2 separate regions of the Mus musculus genome follow, and region 2 is linked to region 1. Evidence: chromatin loops called from intact Hi-C (ENCODE). Cell type or tissue: heart. All regions are shown on one strand.

Region 1 (4,000 bases):
CAGACTCTTTGAAGGGGATACATGGAGCTGGGCTAGTGGGGTAAGTACTACAGTCTCTGGGATGCTATAGGCCAGACATGGGCATGGGCCACGGAGGAGGGAGACCAGCGACATGGGGATTGTGTGTGGAGGTGGGTGAGTTATCAGAAGAGGACAGAGAACCAGGTTCTGAGCTTCAGAGACAGAAGGCCCAAGGGGAAGGAAAGTAAGACTGGAGACAGGACTCTTAACGGGCCAAATGGGCATCGTTTGCTCTTTTATCAGCCGTTTCCTTGTTCTCTACAAAGCTCTAATGTGCTTGGAAACTGTACTCCCCCTGCCAGGTAGGGCTGACAACCCAATTTGTCTGACTTGAGAAAAGGGCATTTGAATACGGTTGTGCAATCTGAACATCCTCTCATTCATAGAAATTAGTCAGACATAAAAGTGAGCAAATAGCTAACCCAGTTCCTTCGAATTTTGATACCTTAAGCATGCTGGGAAGCAAGAACTCCCTCCCTACTGGGGAGTACAGAAGGCAGACACCACATCGTTACCGCACACTCATTCAGAACAGAGCCAGTAAGACTCCAGGTTCACCAAGAGTGGACTCACAACGACACTCCCTTACCAGGGCAACTCAAGGGCAATTCTGAGTTATCCACCTCTCTTTCTGTACTTGTTTTTGTGATGGTTAAATTTTAATCATGGGTCAGACACCATTCATAACCATATGGGAAGAGAGTTTCCATGACAGATTATTCACATTGAGTTGGCCTGTGGGCATGACTGTGAGGGATTGTATTAAGTTAATTGACGTGAGAACACCTAGCCCAGTGTGGGCAGTACTATTCCCTAGTCGCAGGGTCATAAACTCTATAAGAAAGGAAAAAGCAAGCAAGCAAGCAAGCAGGCAGGCTAGCATACATTTATTTCTCTTTGATGATAAAGTGTCTCTAACTTTCCTGAGTTCTTGACACTGTGGCTTCTCCACAATATGACCTGGAATTATAAGTTGAGTAAGGATGCCCTTTCTCACCCTGAGCTGTATTTTGTCACAGAAACAAGCATGAGACTAAAATGCTACTACATGATTAAACCATGATGCATGTGAAACACTGGCAAGATCCATGAAGAAGGAACTCTTAGGCATATACTTGGTCTAAGAGATGGTCTTAGACATATACTAAGCTAAAGAGGAGGGTAAGAACACTGGTAGTTTTTCCAGGGGTCTTGAGATCAATCCCCAGCAACCATATGGTGACTCATGACCATCTGCAATGAGATCTGGTGTCCTCTCCTGATGCACAGGCATACATGTAGGCAGAAAATTGTATACCTAACAAATAAATAAGTCTTAATAAAATAACAAAGAAAAATAAATATACTCAGTAAATATATATGGGAAAAGAAATATATCACAAATACTAAAGGTCTTAGCCAAGGATGCAATCAAAGAGGACACATCCAGCATGCTCTCCCCTAAATGAGAGTTTTTAAGCCATAGCAGGAGTTATAAGATGAGGAAAGAAATCAGAGCAAAGAGACTATATAGTTCATCTACAACAAAGAGGAGCCAGGCCCTGAGGGGACTCAGTTAAGGGCTTGTTGTGCAAGTCTAAGATTCTGTGAGTAATACACAGAACCCCCTTAAGACAGCTGGGTATAGTGGAATGGTGCTTATAACATTAGTGCTAGGGAGGTAGATATGGGCACATTGCCAGGGCTTGCTGGTCAACCAGTCTACCTGAACTGAGACTCAGGCAGTGAAGTCAGTGAGAGAGACCGTCTCAAAACAAAAACAAAAACAAGCAACAAATAGTAGATAGCATCCTGTGATTGTCTTCTATCTGCCCCCACCTCCACACACACCACCACCACCACCACCATCACCACCACCTCCACAACAAGAACAACAGAAAGACCTTTGAACTAGGGCAATGTTCACACGAGTGAAAGAGAGATGTGGTTGCCATGTACTTCAGACATAGGGTCAGGAGGATTTATCAGCTCACAGGTTATCAAGGAAAAGGAAGAAATAAAAAAGTACTCAGATTTTCTAACTTTGGAGGTTGAATGGGGCTGGTAATGCCATTAGCTGGGAGGAGAGGGGAAAACAAACAGGAAGAGGCAATGACTCAGAGACAATGAGTCTCTGCTGGGCCACACAGGGCTGAGGCTGCCCACGAAGCTACAGGATGGAGATGCCCGGGACTAGGGAGGGGCAGCATTTGCTTGTACACAGCCTTATATGGACGTCTTGAACACTAGAATAGCGTTACAAATTGAATCGATATGGATGGTCACTATTTGTGGGGTTGGGAGGCAGCGGGGCTTGGACATTGGGACGTCATAACTGAAGGCAATTAAATGCTGTCAGCAGCTGCCCTGCAGGAGATCTTGCAGGACAAAGAGAAGACTCAAAACAAGGTGAAGAACCACTCCTAGGGCAGGACTTGCGGTCTCTGAGCCTTTGAGAGGATTAGATATGGCCCACATTCCAGACCATTAGTCCCCAGGGAAAGGGCAGCCAGGATTCTCTGACATCACATATGAAGGGCAGTCCTCATGTGGCCCTGACTCTCAGCTTGTTTTTCAGAGTTCTATCTTATGGCTCGCTCTGTGCACGGAAGAAGTTCCGGGTCCCAATGATTGAGAAAGTGTGGCACACTCCAGTGAGGGCTGGGGAGATGGGTTGGGTGGTGAGGTGCTTGCTGGCTAAGCACAAAGACCTGAGTTTGATCCCCAGAACCCACCCGATGAAAATTCAGCTGTAATGTCAATCTTACCGTCTTGGTACCGAGGAGGCAGAAACAGGTAGATCCCTGGGGCTCACTGCCCAGCCTGCCACACCTATTTGGTAAATTCCAGGCCAATGAAAGATCCTGGCTCCAAAGAACCAAGTGGATAGAACAATATCAGAAGCTGACCGGCCTCCACAGAAGCACACGTGTGTGAACACACGCATGCACACACATACACACACACACACACACGCACATGTACATACACACACACACACATACACATACACACACACACACACACACACATGCACATACACACACCCACACACATACACACACACACACATACACATACACATACACACATACACACACACCTGTGCACTATTTCTTCAGTACACAATTTATCTCCTCTTTTTTAACCTCACTGCTCCCAGTTTATTCAGTTGTATTTCCCTTTGAACTCATAATGCCACGCCCGTTTGTTACTACCCATAACAAGCCATAACTAATGTGCATAAGCTACTCTGCACGTCAGCCTAGGAAAGACTGCCCTGAGACAAATTTCTACAGTAAGCCAACTGTTCCACAAGCCAGTCTTAGCTTGAGAGTAGATCAACAAAACTCCCTGGAAGCATAGGCATGTGGGGTCAGCTAACGGGTGGAGTCATTTTAAATAAATCTCTTTTCACAGGACTCCTGAGGCTCCTGCTAGCATCACTCTTGTGAGGCTATATGAACCACCTCAGATTAGATGGTCTCCTCCTGACAGCTGAGTGACATTTGACACAGACAGGTGACCATCTCAATATCTTGTCTCAGTTGCTCAAGTGCATTGTCTGACTCCAGGAGAAGAACGGTGACGAAGGCTGTGCTTGTGGACTTAAGTCCAAGGGTGTGTCATGTTTAGAGATAAGTGTGATCCCAGTTAGACTTACGTTAAACACGGCGTCTAAAAAGGTCTTTATAGAAAAGGTTACTGTGAGGGTTGCTGTAAGGCCCACAGAAAGGGCAGCCATGCTGAGGCAGGGGAACCTGGGATGGGGCTTGAGGAAGCACTATTTTGCTGTCTGCCTTGCTTTGGATGCTCTTGAAATTAGCCTCCAATCAACCCAGGTTGAGCCAGAATTAGCATAATGTGTCGCCTCACCAACTGTGTTTGAATGCTTCTTCTTCATTCCACTAGTCCTCAGGGAAGCTCAACCCCAGGGGCAAGGGAGACAGAGAGCTGGCAGGAACGGCATGGGTGAGCATCTATACCCTCCCAGGCTGGA
Region 2 (4,000 bases), 84 kb before region 1:
CCCTGTGGAAGCCCTGCAAGATTCCTGGCCTGCCTTGCTCTTCTTTATCCAATCAGGGCAACCGTACTCCCATTTCTTAGGCTAAGTGTGGGGATTGAGTTGATGAACATTTATGCCTACCATACACTAAGAAGCAAATAAATCAGCTATACACTGGTCTTTGTAGATTTATGTGATTAGAGACCAGTAAAGCAGAATCATTTGTACACAAGTGCTCGGAACACTTCTATTTTTGTTGTTGTTATATTGTTATTGTCGTTGTCATTGGCCCTCTGCAGTGGTAACTTCTTTCAAATAATGTAATGTGGTAAATGGGATGTGCGTTCAGACTCCAGAACATATACTGTTCTGCCGCTTCATCCATTCCGAGTTTCATTTTATTTTGTTTTGACGCCGCGATATGTGCCAATAGATTGGACACGTCTGCCTGTATACGCAGACAAAATGAAGAAGCAGAACCCACTCATTGTAAAAAGCACAGACTCTGTTTCTGGAAGGACTCTACACGGGCATTCAACTTGCCCAGACAGAGATCAGCCGAAACACAGCACAGCCTTGGCAGCCAGACGATGGGGCCCATTTTGTCATGTGAGACAAAGGCACTCTTTTTTTAAATAAGCATTTGTATTTTATCTTATAGACCTATTCATTCTAAATAAGCATCATCAGGGACCACTAGAAATCGTGACTCCTCACGTGGGCTCTGCCCTGCTGATTTACTAACCAGTGACAGATTGGGCAGCTGAGTGTTTTATGACTCTTGTCTACCGCCCCTTAAGATGATGGCATCCTGATTTGGAGACGCAAAGAGGTGTTACGAGCATGCCCAGGCAAAGGCATTCTCAAAAGTGATTTTTGTATCTTCTCCATGAGGAATGCCTTGTTCTACATATTGTAAGCTGCCTACAATGTTTTTTGAGATTAAAAGACAATACCAACAGACCAACAGCTGGATGGGGTACTACTGCACACTTGCAATTGTAGTCAGGGGCTTGATTTAAGGATAGCCTGGGCTACACAGAGAGACTTGATTAAACACAACATCACCCCCTCTTTCCGTCATTTCTCTCCAGCTACTAGAATAATAGCCCTTGAGTTCTTAGCTCTCAAAGGAAAAGAAGGAAGATTTGCCCTCCATTGGGAATCTATGGCAGGTTTTCCTGGCTTTTGAATTGGTAGAATAGAATGCAAGATTATAAGCAGACACATCTTAAGCAAGATGGTATATGTCATTGAAGTGAAGAGTGTGATTAATTAGTAATTTGCTATGAGTGATTTATCTTGTGCCTCCCCCCACTGCTAGAACTGCCTGCTGTGGACATCAGGTGTACAGCTGCCTCGTGCATAGTGATGAGGGTTCATGGCAGTGCGGGCTGAAAGGGGAGCTGACTTCCATGGAACCTTTGTCTTTCTTAAAGAGCCAGTTTTTATTAAACAGGCTTGAAGTCAAGAAGGGACCAGGCCCACAGAGGAAACAGAAGAGCCTGTGCTGTCCAAGCGTGTTCTCTCCCCAACCCCTGCTCTTCCCTCCCCTCCCCTCCCCTCTCCATGAGTCAGCTGCAAGTCTGCATCCCTGGGTGCCATTTTGGCCTCGCCTCAATAAGATAGTCACTCATCTTCCTACTTTCCCATTGTTACTTGCCAGCCCCTCAGTCAGTCCCCACCACACCATCTCTGTCCTGGATGTCTGAGGTAGCCTCCTTACAGTGGCTTTATGAAGTAGAGACTTTTCCCAAGCACGGCTCACTATGTGATGTCCAGTTTAATTCTGAAGTGGTCGGTCAGTGGTTGCCTTTTCTGTTCCTGGCTACCCAGCCACAGTCTCAGTCCATAGACACTGCTTCGGTCTCAGCCAGGGCACATCCCCTGCCTCTTTACAAGACTCCGTGGCTCAGCCATGTATGTCTAACACCAGCATGGAGATCTAAGGTTTAAACTTTTCTTCCCAAGGATTTTCCATTTGTTGGTCTTAGGTCTTCGAATGGCCCCTGCCACACTTCTGCCTGGGTACATCTGTCTCACCCGGATGTCCCCAGATTGCATGTCACTTCTGTCCAGAAGCCTTTCCTGTTTCCACTTGCTCTAGAGACAGTTAGGAGCTCCCAGGGTATCCTGTAGTCTCCACTGCAGGAAGCACTGAAATTGTAATTAATTCTACAGCTAGCCATTAACACTGCTTCTTTTCCTCCCCTGGCCTCTAACTGTAGAAAGAAGGACAATGGATGTGTTCATAACAGCTGCATCCTTAGTCCTAGGACAATGAAAGGTTCACAACAGGTCCTCCATAAACAGGGGGTTTACAGGAGGAAGGGAACACCAATAGCTGTTGCCCAAATCACTACTCCTTCCTTCCTGGGCCCACAACTGGACTACATTTCCCAATAGCCCCCACAGGCAGATGTGGCCATGTGACCAAGGGACAGCGACTAAGTAGGCCATCAGCAGCAGGCAGAGACCATGTGCATCTGTGGTACATGCACCTCCATGGTATTTCTGTGTCCTGGCTAGGCAGGAGGAGGCTGTCCTGAGTCACTTGGAAAGCTGAGTGTTGGAGCCCCCCAGCAGTGGAGACTACAGGATACCCTGGGAGCTCCTAACTGTCTCTAGAGCAAGTGGAAACAGGAAAGGCTGGACAGAAGTGACATGCAATCTGGGGACATCCGGGTGAAACAGACGTACCCACGCAGAAGTGTGGCAAGGGTCATTCGAAGACCTAAGACCCCCAGCAGCCTGGCTTTCTGAATGATTTTTAGAAGCAAACATCTGGGCATGTTCCGTTTCCCAGAGCTGTTGCATGGGTAGGATATGAAGGACTGCTGTGCTACGGAAACTCTGGAGGCCTTCTCATTGCTGGGATTGGCCTCCCAGAGCGGATGTATTAGTATTCAAATCAGGTGTTGGAAATGACAGAGAAAGGGGTGTGTCTTCCCAACATGCCTCTTAATATCTCACACAAATCCAACAGTTCCTATGGGTTTCTGATAACATAATATCAAAAGAGATTGGTAGATTTATTTTTGGAACAATCACCAATTTGTTCCTTCCCTTCACTGTCTCAATGAGCAATTATGAACATAGTGTGAGGAAGAGATCCCCAGTGCTTTCTAAAAGCAGTGTTGTAGTTTGTGGGGTTTGGGGTAGGGGTGGGGGTGGGGGTGGAGAAGATGGGCACACGACTGGACTACATTTCCCAACAGCCCTCATGGGCAGGTGTGATCATGTAACAAAGAGATGCCACAGCTATAGGACTCCTGAAAGCAGCCACAGATCCTGAGAGCTTGAGTTCTTTTGTAAGTATCTGTGATTGTCTTTTAGAGTCCTCCCTCTTCTGTATGTTGAGTGTAGCAGCACCAAGTGCAGGCATGTAAGAGTCTCTGGGTTGTGAGGGAAGGTGGACTGGAGCAATTGAGGAGGTCAGAAAGTCTCACCAGGCAAGCAAATCCCTTTAGAGAGAGAGAGCAAGAGAGTGAGAGAGAGAGAGAGAACTTTTCAATAGGTAAAAGTTCTTCTCTTTGTCCTTGGGAATTTTATTCAGTGGTCTTAGAACTGGGGAACTTCCTGCAGTTGCCTCTCTGTGCCCTCATGGTCTGAGCTCTTGATTTCAAGATGTGAGAAAGACAGGTTCACTCCATGATGCTAGCTTCGCTTACCAAGTTCATCTAGCCAAGTTAATGAGGGATGATGGAGCCCCTTAGCACCCTCGCAGAGCCTAACCAGTCAGCAGACTGGAGCTGCAAGATCCAGGCATTATCCCCACCTGGACCCCTGCCCCTAGAGGACGCCTGCTCCTTGAGCTGATGATGCCTTTGGCCTTAAAGGGAGAGCACAGAGCATGCCCTGGCTCGGAGGCATTCTCCCATGCTCCTGAAGCTGGCTCCACAGGCAGGAAATGCACTTGGATGCCAACTGCAGTATCAGAAGAGAACATTTACTCTCACTGAGCCACACCTGTTGTCCACAAGCCCTTGTTTCCGATCTGTTTAATCTCTGCGGAGGGAGG

What was found. Peaks named below come from ENCODE experiments on the same cell type or tissue, not always from the same donor. Only the 100,000 strongest peaks of a DNase experiment are listed, where the experiment ranks them.
Region 2: it touches region 1 in a loop (4-fold over the local background); 4 of 42 quality-filtered maps call a loop at or near these places.

What each region holds. Positions count from the first base shown.
Region 1 is chr8:118,348,514-118,352,513 of GRCm38, reverse strand. All of the region lies in intron 1 of Cdh13 (cadherin 13), which reads right to left. Among named protein-coding and RNA genes, the nearest start is that of Gm51555, 17 kb to the right of the region's middle. In heart, no CTCF peak of the experiment used is centred here; a DNase peak (open chromatin) is centred at 2,143; H3K27ac peaks cover 923 bases.
Region 2 is chr8:118,432,118-118,436,117 of GRCm38, reverse strand. All of the region lies in intron 1 of Cdh13 (cadherin 13), which reads right to left. Among named protein-coding and RNA genes, the nearest start is that of Gm24035, 7.5 kb to the right of the region's middle. In heart, no CTCF peak of the experiment used is centred here; DNase peaks (open chromatin) are centred at 2,067, 2,347 and 3,877.